Linked DNA regions of Homo sapiens: region 2 is linked to region 1. A link is a loop called in an ENCODE intact Hi-C map of the cell type or tissue named here. Cell type or tissue: PC-9. All regions are shown on one strand. Links, peaks and the distances in the headings refer to the core of each region. The heading gives the core; the rest is flanking DNA.

The links. Hi-C counts contacts between places; a loop is a spot of excess contacts. Peaks named below come from ENCODE experiments on the same cell type or tissue, not always from the same donor. Only the 100,000 strongest peaks of a DNase experiment are listed, where the experiment ranks them.
Region 2: it touches region 1 in a loop (9-fold over the local background); 3 of 110 quality-filtered maps call a loop at or near these places.

What each region holds. Positions count from the first base shown.
Region 1 is chr17:9,517,716-9,529,626 of GRCh38, forward strand. The region is part of intron 4 of STX8 (syntaxin 8); the gene reads right to left. Among named protein-coding and RNA genes, the nearest start is that of STX8, 52 kb to the right of the region's middle. In PC-9, for the core only: a CTCF peak has its summit at 4,515 (motif pointing left); no DNase peak of the experiment used is centred there.
Region 2 is chr17:8,055,258-8,067,168 of GRCh38, forward strand. No RefSeq gene overlaps it. Among named protein-coding and RNA genes, the nearest start is that of ALOX15B, 22 kb to the left of the region's middle. RefSeq lists enhancers at 2,420-2,937, 2,421-2,490, 9,090-9,591. In PC-9, for the core only: CTCF peaks have their summits at 2,590 (motif pointing left) and 5,151; a DNase peak (open chromatin) is centred at 2,614; H3K27me3 peaks cover 1,349 bases.

The DNA of each region.
Region 1 (11,911 bases), core at 1,335-9,334:
GGCCAAGGCAGGAGGACTGTTTGAGCCCAAGAGTTCAAGACCAGCCTGGGCAACAAAGCAAGACCCCTATTGTAAAAAAAAAAAAAAAAAAAAAAAGGCAAAGAGACTTAAGGCAGCCTTGAAGAATGCGTGAGGTTTAGTGAAGAAAGGAAGAGATGGTAAGGCATTCCAAGAAAAGGCAAAAACACGAATGAGTCTCCAGGACCAGGAATGTGTACCACATAAACATGTGTGATGTAAGAGTGGAGAGTGGGCAAAATTTGGGGGGGCTAGATTTAGAATTAATTCCGAGGTAGGTAGCTACAGTGACCCTCCATTTGTTCTAATAACTTATCCTCCTATTATCCCAGGATCTCATAATTTTAACTTTCTACTAGTTCTTCTCCATCCTATAAATCCTCAAGCAATGACTTTCTCTCCTATTTGCAGCCAAACTTCCATGAAGAATAACCTATGCTCACCAACTCCACTTCCTGACCCCCGTTCACTCCTCAACCCACTGCAAGCCAACTTCTACCCCTGCACGACCAAAATCTTCTCACTCACAGCCTCCTCACTGCCAAACACTCTTCCCAGGTCTTACCAGACCCCTCCTCCAGGCCTTACCAGACCCCTCTTCCAGGCCTCATGTGTCACAGCTAAGCTTATTATCCCCCTTTCCATGAATCCTCTCCTCTCTTGGCTTCCTCCACACCACTCTCTCCCACTGACAGCTCCTTCTCTATAATTTGCAGGTACCTCTTCCCCCATCTGCCTCTGAAATGTGGGTTCCTTGGGAATTCGACTTAGATCTGCTCCTCTCACGGTATTGTGTTTCTCTGGGCAAGTCTATCTGTGCTAGGGGCTTCAGGCTGTAGGAACAGATGCTAGCAGCCAGGCGTGGTGGCTCATGCCTGTAATCCCAGCACTTTGGGAGGCCGAGGCGGGTAGATCACGAGGTTAGGAGTTCAAGACCAGCCTGGCCAACATGGTGAAACCCCGTCTCTACTAAAAATACAAAAAATTAGCTGGGCGTAGTGGTGGGCGCCTGCAATCCCAGCTACTCGGGAGGCTGAGGCAGGAGAATCGCCTGAACCCGGAAGGCAGAGGTTACAGTGGAGCCGAGATCGTGCCACTGCACTCCAGCCTGGGCGGCAGAGCGAGACTCCGTCTCAAAAAAAAAAAAAAAAGAATAAATGCTAGCAATGCTTAAAGACATTCATTCTATGCCCAGCACATATGAAATCAGACACATTCCCTTGAGTCATTATGGTGGTGAATTCTGAACTAGGGGTGGGGAGGGACGTGCTCTCCTTCCTAGCAGGACAATACCAGAATCTGGAGGGTTTGGGGGGAGTAGCACACAAATAGTTAAAAAGAAACCCCACATATAAAAACATTCAGGCAAAGCACGTCCTCCCACCCCTTACCTGATTGAAAATCACGGTGCTAAACAGACTTACAAATTTGTCTCTACCCATAATATCTCCCTACAGGTTCTTTATCTGCATTTGTGTCTTTTCATTTAAAAATCTCCAACTGGGTATTCCTCCCCAAACTCAACATATCCAAAATCAAATTCATGACTCTCACCCCATAAGCTGCTTCTTCTCGTACGCTCTCTATTTTGGTGAGCAGCATCACTGTATTCCCAAGTCATCCAAGCCATTTTTTTTTTTTTGGTCTCCCTTCTAACCACATCTCATCAACAAACAAGGCCTCCCTCAGAGATGGTTCTCACATCCAAGCCCTGACTGCCCTCCCCATTGGTACTGCCTTGGCTCAGACACCCATCACCTCTCATGTACAACATGGTTACAGCCTTCTGATCGGTCTCCTTGTCCCCAGTTACCCTCATTCAAATCATCCTACACTCTGCTGCAAGAATTATTGTTCTTAAAACAGAGATCTCACCCTATCACTTCCCTATTCAAAAACTTCCCTGACTCCCCAGAAGCTACAACATGGCTACGATCTCTCTACGACATCATCTCCTCAACATCCCCGCTTCCACACCCTACTTCGGCCCTCCAGACTGCTCCCCACCGCTCAGACAAAGGCAAAACTTTCACACTCTCATGTTTTTGCATGAGTCTGGAGTGTCCCCACCCCCACCCCCTTTGTCCATCTGGCAAAATTCTATTCATTCCCCTAAGGTTCAACTCAAATGTCAATTCTGCTGCTTAGGCTTTCCTGATCCCTAGCCCCATCCCCCTTCCCTTGAATCAATCACTCGCTGGTATTCCCATGGTGCTATGTTCACAACCTCTAACGTGGCATTTATCAAGCGGGATTGTAGTTAGTTATTTACTCATCTGTCTCCCTTCCTAAATTATGAGCTCTGTGAGGGAAGAGGCCACATGACAGTTATGTTTATATCCCCAGGACCAAAACACAGAGCCTCGGAATATGCCAGAGCATAAGCATTCAGTAAATGTTTATGAACCAGAACTAGGAAAACCATTGAGGTTTTTAAGCTCTCTTTCTTAAAAACAAAATGAGAGAAGCATTTAACATTTTTATCTTGAAATGTTTTTTAAAAATCAAGCAAAGCAAAACTTAATCAACTGCTACCTGCCTTCAAGACTTCAGCAGCAAAGACTGATACTGTTTGAGCAGATGGAGAGAATTACTTGAAAGGGAATTTGGTCAGTAAAACACCTTGTAGCTCAGCCTCACTTTTGGAAATGACAAGTAAGAGGCATTTTTCCTCTGCAAAGGAAATTAAAGAAAGGAAATGCTAAATACTATGCTTCTGAGCTTAGAACAGACTTGAATTTTTTTAATAAATGATTTCTATCCATATTATTTCAAGATGAAACTTTTCAAATAAATGAAACTTATCAAATAAATGCCACATCAGTAAATACGTTAGATATCTTGTCTTATCAAGATTTAACCAAAAAGTTTCACAATCACTTCTAAAGACATAAAATGATTTCATTTTCATCCCCCAAAGAAAATGATGTACATTATTTAAATTATGATAATATCGGGGGGGTGCACAGACAATCCATGTCTTTCTACAGACAAATGAAGTTGAAGCTTGTTAGAGTTCATAGGAAGGGCGTTCTTATCAACTGAATACAGAATTGAAATAGCAGTGAATTCCAAGAAGTAGCTTTCTTTAGCCTTTCTTAGCGTTTCAAAAAGATGTCAAAGTGACTATATAAAATGTTTGTTTTGTCTGGAAAAAATATCAGTGTTTGGGCATTCACAGACCACAGGGAGGTTTGCAGTTAGGATGAGGGAAGATATTTCTGGGGTGTGAGTGAGCTGAGTCTGCAAAGCTTCGTAACTAGACTTGCCTATAGATTTGAAAACACTCCTATGATATAAAAGGGTAATTCCTTTTTCAGAACTTTTTTTGGTAGTTCCTTTCTGTGAATATAAAGATGCACAGAGGCTCAAATTTCAATTAGAAATAGATTCTTTGACAGAAATTCTTTAGAGACGAAGTCTGGCAACAATACGCAGACTGGATTACACGGAAGAGAGGCTGCAGTCAGAGAGGCAGGCCAAAAGGCCAGTGTGGTAATTTAGGTGGGAGGTAACAGGAGTCTGGACAAGGGAAGTGACAAGAGGGAACAGAGAGAAAGGGACAATTAACATAGTGGCTCAAGGGAAATTCCACAAGTGTTGATGAATAGACTGGATATAGGGAATAAAGATTGCCAAACCTATGTGACTTGAAGAAATTGACACGACTTCAGGAAAAGGAAATTTTTTCATTACCTTTCAATTTTCAACACAGCACTTAATAACAATCCCAGAGTTAAACTGGTCCTTCAAGAGATCATGATTATGTAGGAATATCTGTAGCCATATTTACTAAACTGTTAACATCTTTCAGTCCAATACTCTGTCCTACTCTTTTCTGTATCCCATCCACCCTTCCATCCATCCATCCATCTGACAAACACTGAATATCTTCTATGTATCAGGCACTAATCTAGTGACTTGTAAGTGAACAAGAGAGACATAAATACCTGACCTCATGGAGCTAATACTCAAGGGACAATAAATGCCTAACATTGTGCCGACTGCAAAGTTGATACTCAAAATATTTTTTGTTCAAATTGAATAATCTCCATTGAGTATTAGTCCAGAACAAATAAGAATCAGAACAAGGAAAATATCTTCCTTACATAATATCCAAGGAAATTTCACTATAGCACCTTTAAAATCTATTACAATCAAATATTGTTCTAATTTAAAAGCAATCCTATTTTTTCCTATTCATTGCTTGCCAAATTTACCAATAAAAAGTTTTAACACTAAATGAAAACCTTGATGAAACAGTTCACAGAAGAATAGAAATACAGGGTAGAAAAGGCCATCATTTTTTTGGGTCTCCAACTCAAATTTCAAAACCCCAGGGCACTGCTCCTGAGAGTCACACAGGCCATCTTAAGCAAAAAACAAAACCAAAAGGAACACTTCTGTACCTTAAATGTTTGCAAATCATGGTACCTTAAAAGTAGAAGAGGGGCAAAAAGGGGTGATACACAAAAAACAAGAATTCCAAGTAAAAGATGAATGAGCTGCTCTACCATATTTATGGTGACTGAGAGCCATCTGCTGGTTACAGTTTAGTTACAACAGTCCAGGAGGGCCAACTATTGCAGGCAGCTTCTCTATTACATGATGCATGCAACATGCTTAGAAACACAATGCACTGGTTCTCACTCCTGTGAGGAAGCTTAAAAAAGTTTCCTATCGGCCGGGCACGGTGGCTCACGCCTATAATCCCAGCACTTTGGGAGGCTGAGGCAGGTGGATCACGAGGTCAGGAGATAGAGACCATCCAGGCTAACACGGTGAAACTCCGTCTCTACTAAAAATCCAAAAAAAAAAAAAAAAAAAAAATTATCTGGGCATGTGGCGGGTGCCTGTAGTCCCAGCTACTCAGGAGGCTGAGGCAGGAGAATGGCGTGAACCCAGGAGGCGGAGCTTGCAGTGAGCCGAGATCGCGCCACTGCACTCCAGCCTGGGCGAAAGAGCGAGACTCCATCTCAAAAAAAAAAAGTTGATATCATACAAGCAGTGAGTAGGATAGTGGTTACCAGAGGCTGGGAAGGGCAAGAGGTTGGGGGAAGGAAAGGTTGGTTAAGGGAGACAGGGAACAGCTGGATGGCAGAAGTGAGTTCTGGTGTTCTGTGGCATACTAAGGTGAATACAGCAAATGATAATTTACAGTTTTTTGAATAGCTAGAAGAGAGGATTATGAATGTTATCAACACAAAGAAATGATACAGGTTTGAGGTTATGGGTATGCTAATTACCCTGATTTGATCATTACACATTATATACATGTATCAAAATATCACACTGTAAGCCAGGCTCGGTGGCTCTCACCTGTAATCCCAGCACTTTGGGAGGCCGAGGCAGGTGGATCACAAGGTCAAGAGATCGAGACCATCCTGGCTAACACAGTGAAACCCCATCTCTACTAAAAATACAAAAAATTAGCCAGGCATGGTGGCATGTGCCTGTAGTCCCAGCTACTTGGGAGGCTGAGGCAGGAGAATCACTCGAACCCAGGAGGCAGAGGTTGCAGTGAGCCGAGATTGCACCACTGCACTCCAGCCTGGGCAACAGAGCGAGACTCCATCTCAAAAAAAAAAAAAAAAATCACACTGTACCCCATAAATATGTACACTTATATGTCAATTAAATATATATGTACATATATATATACACACACACACATATATATATTTAAAGAGAAACAAATGCGCAAAAGTCAACAGAACTTATATAATATGAGGGAGTTGGTGTTCCTAGAGCCATGCCTTTTTGACACCATCTGCAATAACAACTCTCCATCTTCTTCCAGTTGGTTCTTCACAACCAAACACAGTTATGATAAATCCGTTGAGTGTCCAGTCAAGATGAGCAATCTACATTTGCTTTAGGCATTCGGCATACCTAATGATTTCCATCTTTGTCTCAACATTACTGTTTTCACTTTACTGTACTTGTTTCCATTCTCACTCATTTTATAAAGTAAAGGTAAAATGCAATAAAATATTCAACCAATTGTGCAAATCAATACTGTTCTATGAACAAAGATGTGAGTTCAGTGAAACAAAATTATCAGCTGGCAAGCAGTGCCACCATCAATAATATTAATAGAAATGTGTGTTTGGCAGCTGATATACAAAAATCCAAATTAGGCATTAAAAGGCCATTTAAGAGTGTCAATGAATAATGCTTATGCATTCAAGATGCACAAAAGCCAAGGACCACCTACATCGTCCATTTTTCACCTCAGTGACCTTACTGTTTATTATACCAATTCATCTAACTCATGTCTAAAGACAACAAATTTTGAGATGGACACCCACATTTTCAATTCTGGCATCTTTTCCCTCTGGAATGTGTAAGCTCCCTCGGGTAACTTTTATGCAACCAGTTGGGTGCCAATGTGCGGACTGATATGGAAATTACTGTTCTAAAAAGACAGGATTCAAGAAGATACACAAGGAGGAAAAACAACACATGATGTACAAATTTCTACCCACTTGCGGTATCAATTTCTGTCTCAGTCCTTTCAGGCTGCTATAACCAAATACCTCAGACTGGGCAATTTATAAACAACAGAAATTTACTGCTCACAGTTCTGGAGGCCAGGAAGTCCAAGAGCATGGCATAAGCAGATACGGTGTCTGGTGAGGACTTTTTCTCTGCTCCATGGGTGGTGCCTTCTACATGTTCTCATATGTCCAAAGGGGCAAGGAAGCTCCCTTCAATCTTTTTTTTATAAGGGCACTAATCCCATTCTTGAGGGCAGAGTCCTCATGACTTACTTCCCCGAAGGTCCCACCTCTTAATACTATCACACTGGAGATTAGGTTCTAACATATGAATCTTGGGAGGACACTACTATTCAGACCATGGCAAAGGGTGTCAATGAATAATGCATACCATTCAAGACATACAAAAGTCAAGGACTGCCTACATAGCCATCACTTCCACCTCAATAACCTTGATTTGCTATTATTACACCAATTCATCTACTTCATATCTAAGAAAGCAAATTATCAAGATGGACACCTATTTTGATTTGTTTTGTTTTGTTTTGTTTTTGTTTGTTTGAGATGGGGTCTCACTCTGTTTTTTTTTTTTGAGATGGGGTGTCACTCTGTCACCCAGGCTGGAGTGCAGTGGCACAATCTTGACTTACTGCAACCTCGGCCTCCTGGGCTCAAGCAATTCTCCCACCTCAGCCTCCCTAGTAGCTAGGACTACAGGCATGCACCACCATGTCTGGCTAATTTTTTGTATTTTGGGTAGAGATGGGGTTTCACCATGTTGCCCAAGCTGGTTTCGAACTCCTGACCTCAAGTGATCCACCCACCTTGACCTCCCAAAGCACTGGGATTACAGGCGTGAGCCACTGCGCCTGGCCAACACCCACGCTTTTAACTATGTCATCCTTTCCCTCTGTGAGCAGGGCCCAGGAATGTATAAGCTCCCTCAGGTGACTTTTATGCAATCAGCTGGGCACCAATGTGCAGACTGGTATAGAAACTACCACCCTTGAAAAAGCAGGATTCAAGAAAGTACGCAAGACAGAAAACACATGGTATAAATACATGGTCTTCTCAGCCTCCCCCCACTGCCCACATTGATTTCTCCATTTTCTCTTTTCTTTTTTTTTTTTTGAGACGGAGTCTCACTCCGTTGCCCAGGCTGGAGTGCAATGGCATGATCTCGGCTCACTGCAAGCTCCACCTCCTGGGTTCACACCATTCTCCTGCCTCAGCCTCCTGAGTAGCTGGGACTACAGGCGCCCGCCACCACACCCAGCTAATTTTTTGTATTTTTAGTAGAGACGGGGTTTCACCGTGTTAGCCAGGATGGTCTCGATCTCCTGACCTCATGATCTACCCGCCTCAGCCTCCCAAAGTGCTGGGATTACAAGCGTGAGCCACCGTGCCCGGCCCAGATTTCTCCATTTTCTAATCTCCCAGATCATTTATGGCTCATATCACACAAAGTGGCATTTCACTATACACTATCATGTATGGTCCAGAGTTGTTTTGTGCAAGATAGAAAGACATCCCCACATGGCCTGCTATCTCTGTACTCCCTTCTGCTAAGACGGTGAGTGCTATCGTTCATTAATGTCTATAGAACACTTTCCAGTTTACAAAGAGCCTCCACATAGATTTATCTCATTTGAACTTCACAACAGTTTGAGGAATCATGGTTACCTTCATTTTCCTGACAATGATGTGTAGTTAAAACTCAAACCCTGGTTGTCTAATACCAAATCCTTTGCTCCTTCCACAGAATGACACAAGGCAAACTTAGCAATATGCCACACTTGAACACCTGGTGGAATACTGTCCCTACGAACAGGGTAATACTGTCCCTGCAAGTGTGAAAGACGAAGTATTCAAAGCCAGTGGGAAAGGAATACATGAGGGCCCCTGAAAGGGAATCATGGTAAGATTTCAAAAGTACGAGAGACAAAGCCCAAGGGACAAAACCCAGGGCAAAGGATGAGAGGACCTGGGTTCTAGTTCTCTCTCTTCCATTGATTCACCATGGGCACAACGACTTCTCTAAGAATCAGTCTCCTCATTTGTAAACCAAAAAAGTAATCGCTTGAGTTATAACACCGTATCAGAAAGAAAAAAGTCAAACACACATGGGAGCGTTGAGGCCTAAGACCGCCCCCACCCGCCACTCCACATGCATCCTACATGCACGTCCTGGAACCAACACTCATGTATGCTTAGGGGTGACTGTAATATATCAAAAATTGCTCGGTAAACAGAGAAGAGAAAGAGGGAGAAATAACTTTTATTTTCAACAAACAAGAACAGGCTTTTTAATTTCTTAAAAATTTTTACTTAAAGAAAACACAAGTTGGAAACATTTTTTAAAATTAACAGGCTCACGCCTGTAATCCCAGCACTTTGGGGGGCCGATATGGGCTGATCAAGAGGTCAGGAAATCAAGAACAGCCTGGCCAACATGGTGAAACCCTGTCTCTACTAAAAATACAAAAATTAGCCAGGTGTGGTGGTGCGTGCCTGTAATCCCAGCTACTCGGGAGGCTGAGGCAGGAGAATCGCTGGGAGGTGGAGGTTGCGGTGAGCTGACATCACGCCATTGTACTCTGCCCTGGGCAACAAGAGCAAAACTCCATCTCAAAAAAACAAAAACAAAAAAAAAGTAACGTAATGAGGCCAAGCATAGTTCACACATCTGTAATCCCAGCATTTTGGGAGGCCGAGGCGGGTGGATCATGAGGTCAGGAGATCGAGACCATCCTGGCTAACAAGGTGAAACCCCGTCTCTACTAAAAATACAAAAAATTAGCCGGGCGCGGTGGCGGGCGCCTGTAGTCCCAGCTACTCGGGAGGCTGAGGCAGGAGAATGGCGTGAACCCGGGAAGCGGAGCTTGCAGTGAGCCGAGATTGCGCCACTGCAGTCCACAGTCCGGCCTGGGCGACAGAGCGAGACTCCGTCTCAAAAAAAAAAAAAAAAAAGAGGCTGAGGCAGGAGGATTGCTTGAGCCCAGGAGTTAGAATCCAGCCTGGGCAACAGAGAGAGACCCTGTCTCTACAAAATAAAAATATATTAGCCAGGCATGGTGGCATGTGCCTGTGGTCCCAGCTACTTGAGAGGCTGAGTTGTGAGGATCACTTGAGCCCAGGAGTTGCAGGCTGCAGTGAGCTGTGATCTCACCACTGCACTCCAGCCTGGGTGACAGAGCGAGACCCTGTCTCAAAAAAATTAAAATTAAAATTAACATAATGAACTAAAATACAGCGTGATTAGGTAATTCTACTTTCTTCTTCCCGTTTATTCAGAAACTGGAGTTTTCCTTCTTTTTCAATTCTCAAATGATTTTTTTAAAGACTTAAAATTAATACATGCAGGGGCAAAGAATGTTTTTATTTTCCATACCAAAAGTCACAACTATACCAGTAGTTAAGGGCTGCAATTCAAAAGAAGATACCATTTTTTACCCATCAGAGCAACAAAACAAAATCCATCAAGTTCTGTAACGCCCACTGACAGCTAAGGTTTAAGGAAAGGGGCCCTCACACAGATTGCTGAAGGGAATGTAAATGCCACAACTTTTAAGAAAAAGACATGGTGGTACCTATTACATCTTTAACACTCATACCTTTTGTCCCAGTAACCCCACTTTGAGGACTCTATTGCTAAAGAAATAGAAGCCATGGTCTTTAAGAATATTTACTGCAGCACTCGTTGTAATGGCAAAAAACTAAACAACCCAACGTCCATCAAATGGGGAGTGGCTGGAAAAATGCCTGCATATTTATATTGTGGAATACAACTGACGAATTTGTCAGACACATCAACTTGGAGGAATGTCCAAATTTAAGTGAAGAAAAGTAAAATTACAGAGGAAAATGTATAGTACAGTTCTGTTTTCTTTAAAAATAGGAAAGGAAAACTTTTTTTAGGTATGTATGTTTGTAAATTTATAGTTGTATAAGCATAGATAAATGTGGGGAAGGGAAACTCCAAACAGCCAATCCTGGTTACTTGAGGAGAAAGGCACTGGAGGGGCAGAAAGGGAGAGAGAGTATGAACTTTTGAGTTACACATTGGTATGTTTTGACTTTTTTGACACGGACTCTCGCTCTGTCGCCAGGCTGGAGTGCAGTGGCGCAATCTTGGCTCACAGCAACCTCCGCCTCCCGAGTTCAAGCGATTCTCCGGCCTTAGCCTCCTGAGTAGCTGGGATTACAGGCGCGTGCCACCATGCCCGGCTAATTTTTGTATTTTTAGTAGAGATGTATTTAGTAGAGAGTAGAGACCATGTTGTCCAGGCTGGTCTCGATCTCCTGACCTCGTGATCCGCCTGCCTCAACCTCCCAAAGTGCTGGGATTACAGGCGTGAGCCACTGCGCCTGGCTTTTTTGACTTGTTATAATGTGCATGTATCATGTGGATTGCCTATTTTAAACCCAATTACAGGGTCATTTCCCCATGATGGAAGCAGGGAGGGAATACGGAAAGGGAAGAAAATAGGAAAACAAAGATCTACAAAATAAATGACAACTTAAGTAGAAACTATTAGAAAGAGGTATTAAAAGCATCCCTCTTCGTTAAAAAAAAAATTAAGAATAGGAGATAAAAACTAAAATCAAGAAATGCCAAAATCATGCATATTTTTCCAGAGGGAAAGAGAAATACAAGAGAAAAATATGAAAGAAAAAGGCAAGAAAAGAAGGCGAAAGAGAGAGAAAGAAACAAGAATAAATGAAGTGGGGATCGGGCAGAACCTACAGAGTCATTACGGGGGAAATATAAAAATGACAAACTGGCTTACAGGGACATGGAGGGAAGAGGGAAACCGTTACAGAAAGAACTGGAGGGTGATATAATTCCTTTCCTAAAGTTAAGCAGTATTAATACCAGCAATCTTAACATTCTGTCTTAACTTTATAGGGAGAAAAACCCTAACTTTTCAAAATCTAGCAACTGGGATGGGCTAAGTTTGCCCTTCTGTTGACTTACATCTCCATCTTGTGGTCTGTTCAGGACATAGCTCTTAGAGAGAGAGAGAGAGAGAGAGAGAGTGTGTGGGTGCGCACACGCATGTGTGTGTATCTGTATGCATATGCATGCAAATATATGCAAATATGTATGTATATAAATATAACCATATCTACTCACATGTGTAATACATGTACATGTAGTATATAAATGCACATATTTGCACTTATTCTTTAATTCAAGTAGAACTTACAAACAGAAAAATCCCCAGTGTACAGCTCAAAGATGATTCACAAAGTGAATACCCACAGTTAACCACTACCCACAGCAAGAAAAAGAGTATTACCAGAACCCCAGGAGCCCTGTCATATACCCTTCTAGTCACTACTTCCCCCAAAGGGAACCGCTTTCGTGATTTATAACACTGTAAGTCTCA
Region 2 (11,911 bases), core at 2,059-10,058, 1.5 Mb before region 1:
CTGGTTTTTGAGACAGAGTCTCACTGTGTCACCCAGACTGGAGTGCAATGGTGCCATCTCAGCTCACTGCAACCTCCGCGTCCCGGGTTCAAGAGATTCTCCTGCCTCAGCCTTCCAAATAGCTGGGATTACAGGCACCCACCACCACACCCGGCTAATTTTTGTATTTTTAGTGGAGACGGGGTTTCGCCATATTGACCAGGCTGATCTCGAACTCCTGACCTCAAGTGATCCTCCCACCTCGGCCTCCCAAAGTGCTGGGAGGGATGCTTTATTTTCTAGCACGGCATACCACTGTTTGACTTTTCTGTGTGTTATTAATAAAGGCCTCGATTTATGTGAAGTTCATGTAAATGATTTGTTCCTTTTTTTAAAAGCAAATAAACTGGAGATTATAGTTCATTGCTCTGTAGAATGTTGACTAGTTTCATATCTAACCCAACAATCGTGTCCTAACATTCCTTTATTAAATTGCCTGTAAGTGCCCGGCTCCTCAATTGTTCTTGAAACCAGCATGACCATCTGGCTGAGTCGAATAAAATATTTGACTTGTGAACATTCTAATTTGTATGAACCATGTTTTTAATTTGTTTGAAATCCCTCCCAGGGTGGAGGGAGAGCTGCTTGTGCCACCCCAGAACAGTGCCTAGAACCCCAATCCCTTCTTCTCTCTGCCAGGTCCTCTTCCAGCCTCCTCTTTATCTTTGTGCCCGCCTTCCCCTCACCGCACCCCCATCCATGTTGGACATCCCAGGGGTGCCTTTGCTCACTACCCCAGGGAATGAGAAACAGACTCTTCTGTCCCCACCCGCATCCCCCACTGACCTAAGAAGGTGCTGAAGCCTGGGACAGAGACAAAAGTGGCAGAAATGGAGAGGGATGTGTGGGTTGAAATAGGGGGCTTGGATGTGGGCCCAGGTGGTTGAGGACCAGCCTACACTGTGCCCATTTAAAGATTAATAGTATATGCTTTAGAATAGTGCTTTACTAATATGATTATGAATCATAAGTATAATAGCTTGTGCTTAGTACAACAATAAGAGAATCAGGCGGTGAGCTTGCTTGACTGACCACAGAGTGGAACAAACAACCACAGGAAGTCTGCGGAGCCTCTGAGCAAGAAAGTTGGCTTATTGCTCAACCTTCCACTTGAGTGCCTGAACAAAGGTCTCATGGGAAGGGAAGCGACCCCTGCTCCATTACCCGGGAGGGTACTGCAGGAGGCTGCTGGTAAAAGAGGAGAAGTCCTCTGCAGTAGGGTTAAGGAGGAAGCCTCCTATCTCCCGCATGTTCCCAGAGGCAAAGCAGCTGCTCTGCTGACGGTGCTCAGGCGTTGACCACTCCTTTGATGTACAGGCCTGTGGGTTTGAAGGGCTGTTTGCTTTCACGTCCTGTTCTGTTCTATTAGCCGCTTAGTTGGACTCTGATGATTATCTGTAAGTTAAACATAGAGTATTAGCTTACGTAGTGGAACAGTAAATAGTATTAACTGGCTAATGACCGACACAGCAGGCTCCGCCACCTCTCCCTATGCTCACCCAATGATCACCTCACCATCAGCCCACCCTCAGCCTATAGGATCAAAGGAACTGTACTCAATAAATATCAGTGGAACCCAGAGCTCCTGGCCTTTGCAATCTCCACGTTGCGATGGATCCTTGGACCCACTTTTGTTAACTCTTAAACTTTGTGTCTTTGTCTTTATTTCTTTTCTCATTCCCTCGTCTCCACCGGGAAGGGGAGAGCCTGCGGGTGGTGTATCAGGCAGGTTCCCCTACATCTTTGGCACCCAACACGGTCTCCTTGAACCCAGGTGAAGTTACACCTGAGCGTGGTCGTTGTGAAGAACGGTCTGTCCAGGAACTCCCGAGAACGTGTGGTCGGCCTTGCGGTAAGCTTGTGCACTCGGAGCATTCCAGGGACACCATGGGACAATCCAAAAGTAAACATTCTGCATATTTACATTTTATTAAGCTCCTCTTAAAGAGGGCAGGAATTAAGGCTAGCACAGAAAATTTGATTACTCTGTTTCCAACAGTAGAGCAATATCGTCCTTGGTTTCCTGAACATGGTACCATGGACTTCAAAGATTGGGAACAGGTGGGAATTGCCTTAAAACAAGTTTGTAAGGAAGGAAAATTTATCCCCCTAACAGCCTGGTCAAACTGGGCTATAGTTAAAGCAGCCTCGGAACCGTTTCAATCGGAAAATGAGGCTTATCCTCCAGCAGAAAGAATTTCTGCAGAGGAAGGTGGTGATGCTGCTGAAGGAGGAGAGGATAGTGAAGAAGATTTTGAGGAAAATACAGACAAACCTGGAGATGAGTTAATTTCTTTTGAGGAGCACGTGGGACCTTCAGCTGCTCCTAAAATAGAGAAGCCATATATGCCAAGATGTTTAAAACAAAGAAGGGCCTTGAGGAGCAGTCGGCTCCTCATTGGGATCATCCGGAGTGGCCGCCTCCAATAAAGCAATGTAGCTTGGAGCCTTGGAGGTCTGAATCTCAAATTTGCCCTGTTTCACGAATGAATGAATTGTGGCCTCAGGAACCACGAGCGCATGGTGTAGCACCAGTACAACATAAGGCTGCACTGCCATCTAATGTTAATGAATCGCCATTACAGTTTACTATTCGGCAGGCTAGATTAGCCGGAGATCTTGATGCCTGGCAGTTTGCAGTAGTTTTGCAACCCCCACGACAGCAAGGTGGAGCCCATCAAGCGGTATGGGAACCATTTTCTTTTAAGCTGCTCAAAGATCTTAAAGCAGCTGTTGGTCAGTATGGTCCCAATTCGCCTTTCATCCGATCGCTATTGCAATCTGTGGCTCAGAATAAGCTATTGACTCCGTGTGATTGGGAGATTTTAACGAAAGTTACACTTTCGCCCTCCCAATTTCTTCAGTTTAAGACTTGGTGGACCGACGAGGCTCAAAATCAAGATCGAAAAAACCGTGCTGCTAATCCTGCTATTGCCATTACATTTGAACAACTTCTAGGAATAGGGGGTCAATGGGGAACTGTAAACAACCATCAGGACTTCGAGATGATGCCATTGAACAAATTCGCAATTGCTGTTTGAGGGCATGGGAGAAAATTCAGGATCTGGGAACTACTTATCAGTCTTTTAATTCTATTAGACAAGGCTCAAAGGAACCATATCCTGATTTCATTGCTCGCCTTCAAGACGCAGCACAGAAGGCTCTCACTGATGAAAGTGCCAGGAAGGCCGGGTGCGGTGGCTCATGCCTGTAATCCCAGCACTTTGGGAGGCCGAGGTGGGCGGATCACCTGAGGTCGGGAGTTGGAGACCAGCCTGACCAACATGGAGAAACCCCGTCTCTACTAAAAATATAAAAATTAGCCGGGCGTGATGGCACATGTCTGTAATCCCAGCTACTCAGGAGGCTGAGGCAGGAGAATTGCTTGAACCCAGGAGGCGGAGGTTGCGGTGAGCCGAGATCACGCCACTGCACTCCAGCCTGGGTAACAAGAGCGAAACTCCGCCTCAAAAAAAAAAAAAAAAAAAGAAAGAAAGAAAGAAAGTGCCAGGAAGGTGATTGTAGAATTATTGGCTTGTGAGAATACTAACCCTGAATGCCAGTCAGCTATTCACCCAGTGAAAGGAAAGGTTCCGGTGGGAGTTGATGTGATTAATGAATATATCAGGGCATGTAATGGAGTTGGTGGAATCATGCATAAGGCTATGATAATGGTTCAAGCCACGACAGAGTTAAAAGTGGGAGGTCCAATTAAAAACTTTTCAGGCAATTGTTACAATTGTGGGCAATTTGGACACACAAAAAAGGAACGTAAGAACAAATCGAACAAACAGGCAAGATATAATCAAATAAAAGAACCACCTGGCTTATGTCCCAGGTGCCAGAAGGGTAAACATTGGGCTAATCAGTGTCACTTCAAATTTGACAAAAATGGCCAACCGTTACAACCGCAGTCGGGAAACAGGAAGAGGGGCCAGCCTCAGGCCCCGCTCCAAACGGGGGCATTCTCACTCCAGCAGTTGGTCCCTCAGTCGGTCATTGCCTCTAGTCCAACCACCATCATTGTCTCTTGCCCAACCACCACAGTAACACAATTGGCGCCAGCTACAGCAGGGAGTACAGGCTTAGATTTATGTTTCCCAAAAGCTATCTCTCTGCTTCCAGGGAAATCCCCTCAAAAAGTCCCCACTGGAGTATTTGGCCCTTTACCTGATGGACAGTTGGACTTGTTTTAGGAACATCTAGTCTAAACTTAAAAGGAGTTCAGATTCATACTGGGCTGATTGATTCAGATTTTGTGGGAGAAATTCAATTGGTTATTAGTTCCAGTATTCCTTGGAGTGCAAACCCAGGAGATAGAATTGCTCAGCTGTTGTTATTACCTTATGTAATAGTAGAAAAAAGTACAGTAAAAAGAGAAAGTGGTTTTGGCAGTACTGACAGTGAAGGAAAAGCAGCCTATTGAGTAAATCAAGCTTCTAAAAACAGACCTGTGTGCACAATGATTCAGGGAAAACAGTTTGAAGGACTGGTAGACACAGGTGCTAATATTTCAATTATAGCTCTAAATCAGTGGCCAAAAGCGTGGCCCCGACAAAAGGCTTCTATGGGCTTGATTGGAGTAGGCACAGCATCTGAAGTCTATCAAAGTGCTACAATTTTACATCGTTTAAGACCAGATGGGCAGGAAGTCACCATCCAACCTATGATTACTTTCATTCCCATTAATTTGTAGGGGAGAGATTTGTTACAGCAATGGGGTACAGAAATCACCATTCCCCCTGCAATTTACAGTCCTGAGAGCCAAAGAATGATGACCAAAATGGGATATATTCCTGGGAAAGGATTAGGAAAAAAATGAGGACGGAATAACCCAGCCGATTGAGGTCTCAGTTAAATTTGACCGAAGAGGAATTGGATATCCTTCTTAGGTGCGGCCACTGTTGAGCCTCCAAAGCCCATTGCATTAAAACGGAAAACTCCAAAACCTGTTTGGGTTGATCAGTGGCCGCTTCCTCAACAAAAACTGGAGGCATTACATTCATTGGCAAAAGAACAATTAGACAAAGGACATATTGAACCATCTTTTTCACCATGGAACGCCCCAGTTTTTGTAATTCAGAAAAAATTCGCTAGATGGCGCATATTGACCGACTTATGAGCGGTTAACGCAGCCATTCAACCGATGGGAGCTCTCCAACCAGGGTTGCCATCTCCGGCCATGATCCCAAAAGAATGGCCGATGGTAATAATTGATCTAAAAGATTGTGTTTTTTACTATTCCTTTGGCTCCTCAGGATTTTGAGAAATTTGCATTTACAATACCTGCCATGAATAACAAGGAACCAGCTACTATATATCGATGGAAAGTTGTACCCCAAGGAATGTTAAATAGTCAAACTTTTGTTGGAAAGGTTATTCAGCTTGTCAGGGATCAGTTTCCTGATTGCTATATTATTCATTATGTTGATGACATTTTATGTGCTGCTGCAAGCAGGGACAGACGGATTGAGTGTTTTGCTAGGCTACAAGAAGTGGTGGGACTTACAGGTCTCGCTATAGCACCAGATAAAATCCATACTACACCCTATCATTACCTGGGAATGAGGGTACAGGAGAAAACAGTAAAGCCTCAAAAGGAGGAAATTCGTAAAGAGTCCTTAAAAACCTTAAATGATTTCCAAAAATTATTAGGGGACGTTAATTGGATAAGACCTACTTTAGGAATTCCCACCTAAGCAATGTCTAAACTGTTTGCTTTGCTGAGATGGGATCCAAATTCATGTAGCAAAAGAACTCTGATGCCTGCTGCAGCTGAAGAGTTACAAATGATTGAGGAAAAAATTCAAAGTGCTCAAGTCCGTAGAAGAGATCCTAGTGTTCCATTACAGCTCTTAGTGTTCCCTACTCTCCATTCTCCTATAGGAGTGATTGTTCAAAATGTTGACTTAGTTAAATTGTCCTTTTTAACGCACAGTACGACTAGAACTTTCTCAATTTATTTAGATCAAATAGCTATTCTTATAGGCCAAATACAACTGAGAATAGTCAGACTCATTGGCACCGATCGAGATAAAAATGTAGTTCCTTTAAACAAAGCACAGGTTCGACAAGCCTTTATTAATTCGTCAGAATGGCAGTCAAATCTGGCTGATTTTGTTGGCAGTATAGATATTCATTACCCTAAAACTAAAATGTTTCAGTTCCTAAAAATTGACTACCTAAATTTTACCCAAAATAACTAGTTCCATTCCTTTGGAGGGAGCCGTAACTATCTTTACTGATGGCTCTCAGAATGGAAAAGCAGCTTATACAGGACCGGAAGAAAAGATTATTCAAACTCAGTTTCATTCTGCACAAAGAGCTGAGCTACAAGCAGTTATATCTGTATTGGAAGATTGTAATCAACCTGTTAATATAATCTCTGACTCTGCTTACGTATTCCAAGCTGCCAAAATGGTAAAAACAGCTTTAGTAAAACATATTTCTGATGATCAGTTAAATTTCTTGTTTAGTTCACTTCAACAAGCAGTTAGGACTCAAAATTTTCCCTTTTATATTACACATATTTAGGCTCACACAAACTTACCAGGACCTTTAACCCTATTAAATAATCAAGCAAATTTATTAGTGACGCCTGTTCTAACAGTGTCCGGCCTCTGAGCCCAAGCTAAGCCATCATATCCCCTATGACCTGCACGTATACATCCAGATGCCCTGAAGCAACTGAAGAATCACAAAAGACGTGAAAATGGCTGGTTTCTGCCTTAACTGATGACATTACCTTGTGAAATTCCTTCTCCTGGCTCAGAAGCTCCCCTACTGAGCACCTTGCAACCCCCGCCCCTGCCCGCCAGAGAACAACCCCCTTTGACTGTAATTTTCCACTACCTACCCAAATCCTATAAAAGGGCCCCACCCCTATCTCCCTTCGCTGACTCTCTTTTCGGACTCAGCCCACCTGCACCCAGGTGAAATAAACAGCCTTGTTGCTCACACAAAGCCTGTTTGGTGGTCTCTTCACACAGACGCGAACAAAAGCTCAAAACTTCCATTCCCTAATTCATGTAAATGCTGCTGGATTAAAAAATAAATATTCATTTACCTGGAAACAAGCTAAAAATATAGTACAACATCCTCAGTGCCAAGTGCTACAGCTACCCACCCAAAAACCTGAAGGTAACCCTAGGGGGCTTCAACCAAATGCAGTGTGGCAAATGGACATGACTCATGTCCCATCATTCGGAAAACTTTCTTTCGTACATGTTACTGTTAATACTTTTTCTCGGTTTATCTGGGCTACACGCCAAACTGGAGAAAGCACAGCTCACGTAAAACGACATTTATTATCTTGTTTTGCAGTCATGGGTGTGCCACAGAAAGGAAAAATGGTCTGGTGGAAGGATACCAGAACCAAAACTTGGAAATTAAGAAAAAGTATTACTTGGGGGAGGGGTTTTCCTTGTGTTTCACCAAGAGACAATCAAACACTCATTTGGATACCCAATAGACATTTAAAATTCTACAATGAACCCTACACCGACCGGTCAGAAAAAAGGAAAGAATCAAAAGAGAAAGAAGACCGGTCCCTTCGACCTGTCTTTTCGGGAGCTGAGGAAAATGGTGAAGCTGAGCGTCTCGGAGAAAAAACAGAAGACGGAGAAGACTCGCTAGGCTACACCACTGACATGGGGACAGATAAAGAAGCTGACTCAATTGGCAGAGGACACCCTAAAGGAGAAACAACTAGCGATTACACCGGGTAATATGATCTTGGCTGCCTTGATGGTAATCACCACGGCGGTAAGTCTCTCTGCTGTTTCAGCTAAGCAAAATTTTACTACTGGGCTTATGTTCCATTTCCTCCTTTGATTAGACCTGTCACTTGGATGGACTCCCCTACTGAAGTTTATACAAATGGTAGTATCTGGATGCCTGGGCCGACTTATGATAGCTGTCCTGCATAGCCTGAGGAGGAGGGCATGTTAATGAATGGGATAATTGGGTATAAATACCCTCCAGTTTGTTTAGGAATTGCTCCTGGATGTTTGCCATTACAAATACAAAGTTGGATGGTCTACGTACCTCCTCATAATCGTTCTCAACCTAGTTATCACGTAGTGAGTGGAATGTCTTTTCAACCCATCAGGACTGTAAAAACTTAAGGGGATAGTTATTATCAGTCAAATATAAAAGTCCAAAATTGCAAGCCTAAGGGATTGGCTTGCCCTAAAAGGAATCCAGAATGGTCAGAAAAATGAGAAATTCTTACTTGGGAGGTTTGTGTGGCAGATAATGCGGTAGTTTTGCGAAATGGTTCTCATGGGGTCATTATAGACTGGGCTCCTAAGGAATCTTTTGCTAGAAATTGCACCGGACAAAACGCTGGGTGCGCTGGGGACTCCTTTATGATCGAATATAGAAATGATCCATATAATCCCCCCACTTTAGTTAGAAGATTTGAATCAACATACCCATTAAAGTGGGAAGATAAAGATACTGCTCCCCCTCCACCAAAAATTAGTCCGGTCGTGGGTCTGGAACATCCAGAATTGTGGAAGTTGCTTATGGCGACCTCCGGAATGAGAGTGTGGAAAGGGGAAGCGTCCTGGGGAACAAAAGGTAATAAGCCACTCTTTACTATGCCTTCTCCCTCTGCCCACTCCCCCGCCCCCCGAAAGGAAGACCTCCAGGTGACGCTCCCTGAGGACTCGGGCCAGGTGCTGCTGCTGCGTTTGCACAAGGCGTCCCCCGCCTCCCCTCCCCTCTGCCACCCCTCCCCCCGCCGGCCTCCCCGCCTCCCCCACCTCACCCCTACCCCCTCCGCCCCCCGCCCCCCGCCACGCTGCCTCGCCCCCTCTAGGTCCGGCCCAGACTCCGGGGTCTGCCGCTGGGTCCAGCTGAGGCTGCTGGGGACCCCCTCCGCTCCCCCTTACCAGTGGCTGGAGGGGGCAGGCAAAGGGCAGGGCCGGGGCTGCAGGAGGGGCATGGAGGGAGCGAGGGGGACCAGGGTGGTCATGGGTCAGGGGAGGGGGGCTGGTGTGGACACAGTGGGGAGGGGGGAGGCAGAAAGGTGACATGAGGGGCACGGGAAGGAGGAGGTGGGATGGTTGGGAGGAACCATACTCAGGGAGGGGAGGATGGAAGATAAGTGGGGGAGGGGAGCACCGGCTCTGACAAGAGGATTAGGTGGGGAAGTTGAGTGGTGGATCAGTGAGTGGAAGAGGGAGAAGCTGGTGGAAAGAGAACAGGCCTGTGAAGCAGAGGGGTTGGGGGCAGAACATCGTGGCCCAGTATTGGGGGTGGTGGGTGTAGCTATGTCTTCTCTTTCCTCTTCCCACCGACTTTACTCTTTGGTCCCCTCTGGCCTGGGCTGTTGAGTTGGGGCTCAGTGAACGGATGGGGACGACCTCAGGTGCTGAAGCAGGTGCTGAAGCAGGGTCTGCCGTGGGGGGAAGGTGGAGTGGGCAGGGCTTCTCCATCCCTGGGGGAAGAGGCAAAGCAGACGCAGAGGCCAGGGGCTGGCCAACACCCTGGTTCAAAGATGCTCCCACCCCAGGTCTGGGGAGAGGAGGGGAGAGGCTGGGGGCTAAGATCTCCCTTTCTGCACCTGGATCCCCTCCACAGCCTGGGCCATTCTGTCTTTGTTTCTGCAGGAACACTGCCCTGAAACTGCAGGACTGCTGGGCAGCCAGGGGTCTGGAAAAGGGATCAGTGTACCTTCATCTTCCCCACACCAAGGTGTCAGGTCCGCAGGGTGAGGGAGGAAGGGCGAGGTGGCTGCAGCAGGGCAAGAGGGTCCTTGGTGGCAACCTTGTGGGACTGAGAACCAGAAAGCCAAAATTAGAACATTCTGGAAATCACAGGACTTGTTCTGTGCTGCCACCAGTTCCTACCTGTCCTTTGAAGAAGCTCACTTCTGCCCTGAGAATGTGCACGTCCTGCCATTGTGCTCGGCTCACTGCAACCTCTGCCTCCTGGGTTCAAGCGATTCTCCTGCCTCAGCCTCCTGAGTAGCTGGGACTACAGGCACCCACTACCACACCTGGCTAATTTTTGTATTTTTAGGAGAGACGGGGTTTCACCATGTTGGTCAGGCTGGTCTCGAACTCCTGACCTCCTGATCTGCCCACCTCAGCCTCCCAAAGTGTTGGGATTACAGGGGTGAGCCACCACGCCCAGCCCAGCAGTGGCTTCTGTGTGGGAAGAAGGTCAGGGCTGAAGGACCCTGGGAGGATGCCCCACCCAACATGTCCTCTCTCATCGTGGGGTAATTGCCCATGTTTGCCCAGCCATTCTCACCTATCAGGGCTTCCAAAAGAATGGCCAAAGTAAGTTCTAACAACTTTGCTTCTTTGCCAAGGCAAGCACCAATGCTACTTTTCTGCCCTCTCTGGATGCCCGTGACTTCGGTCCCACAGGAAGCCAAGCTCCTGAGGCAGCTGAAATTCAGTCAGGGGACTGGGGTCTGTGTACTGATCTACACCCCACTTCATACCTACTTCTTCAAACTGTCCCCAACACTGGGAACACCTGTCCTTGAATATCCTCAGCAATTTAAGGGGAAAAAAAGGCTGAAGCAGAAAGACTTTTTCCTTCCAAAATTGTGCCTGCTTGCTTGGGGGCCTAGGCATGCAGACTTGAAAATAAATCAAGCTTGGGTGGGGCATGGTGGCTCCCGCCTGTAATCCCAGCACTTTGGAAGGCCGAGGCAGGCCAGGCAGGGTGAGGAGGATCACAAGGTCAGGAGATCGAGACCATCCTGGCTAACATGGTGAAACCCTGTCTCTACTAAAAATACAAAAACAAAATTAGCCAGGGTGGTGGCGGGTGCCTGTAGTCCCAGCTACTCTGGAGGCTGAGGCAGGAGAATGGCATGAACCCAGGAGGCAAAGCTAGCAGTGAGCGGAGATCGCACCACTGCACTCCAGCCTGGGCGACAGAGAGAGACTATAGAAAGAAAGGAAGAAAGAAAGGAAGGAAGGAAGGAAACTAAGCTTAGGAGGCCGAGGCAGGTGGATCACCTGAGGTCAGGAGTTTGAGACCAGCCTGACCAACACAGCAAAACCCCGTCTCTACTAAAAATACAAAAATTAGCCACGCATGGTGGCAGGCACCTGTAATCTCAGCTACTCAGGAGTCTGACGCAGGAGAGTTGCTTGAACCTGGGAGGCAGAGGTTGTAGTGAGCCGAGATTGCGCCACTTCACTCCAGCCTGGGCGAAAGAGCGAAACTCCGAATAAATAAATAAATAAATAAACAAACAAGCAAACCAAGCTGGAAGATTCAGTAGTGCTCACTCTCCAATATCCTTGTTGCCGCTGGGTGCACGATGCATTTAAACTATACAGGTCAAACTCTTGGTTCAGAAACCCTAGCACCAGTGCCACGCCCCAAAGCAATGCAACCTCTTATTAAATGATCACTCTGGTTTAACAAATCATCTACACTGCCTTGTGACAAAGTAGCAGGAGAATGGGACCCGGGACTGGTGAGTTTTGGCAGGGAATCAAAAGGGCCTCTCTGAGCGGAAGCCCGGAAGGACGGGCCGTTCTGGTATCCAGCATTCTTTAGTATTCCAGTTTTCTCAAATTCAACTTATCCTAGGTGAGGTCTTAGTGCACATCACAGAGCATGTTAGGCTTCCCTCAAAACGGGTGGGGCCAAGGGAGTTCAGATGACTCCTCAGGCAGAAACCAAACCTGCGATCCTTTGTTGTCTAAGAAAACCACTTGGAAAAGTAAAGTCATCCAACCCGTTGTGCTAGAGAGGAGGGAAGCCCAGCCCAGCCATCAGCATCAGGAAGTGGCTATGCTGGGAAGTTGGAGATGGGTCTGACAGTGGTGGCCATGCTGCAGGCAGAGGACCAGGGTGACTCTCCCCACGCCTACCCTCTGCAGAGTATGCATTT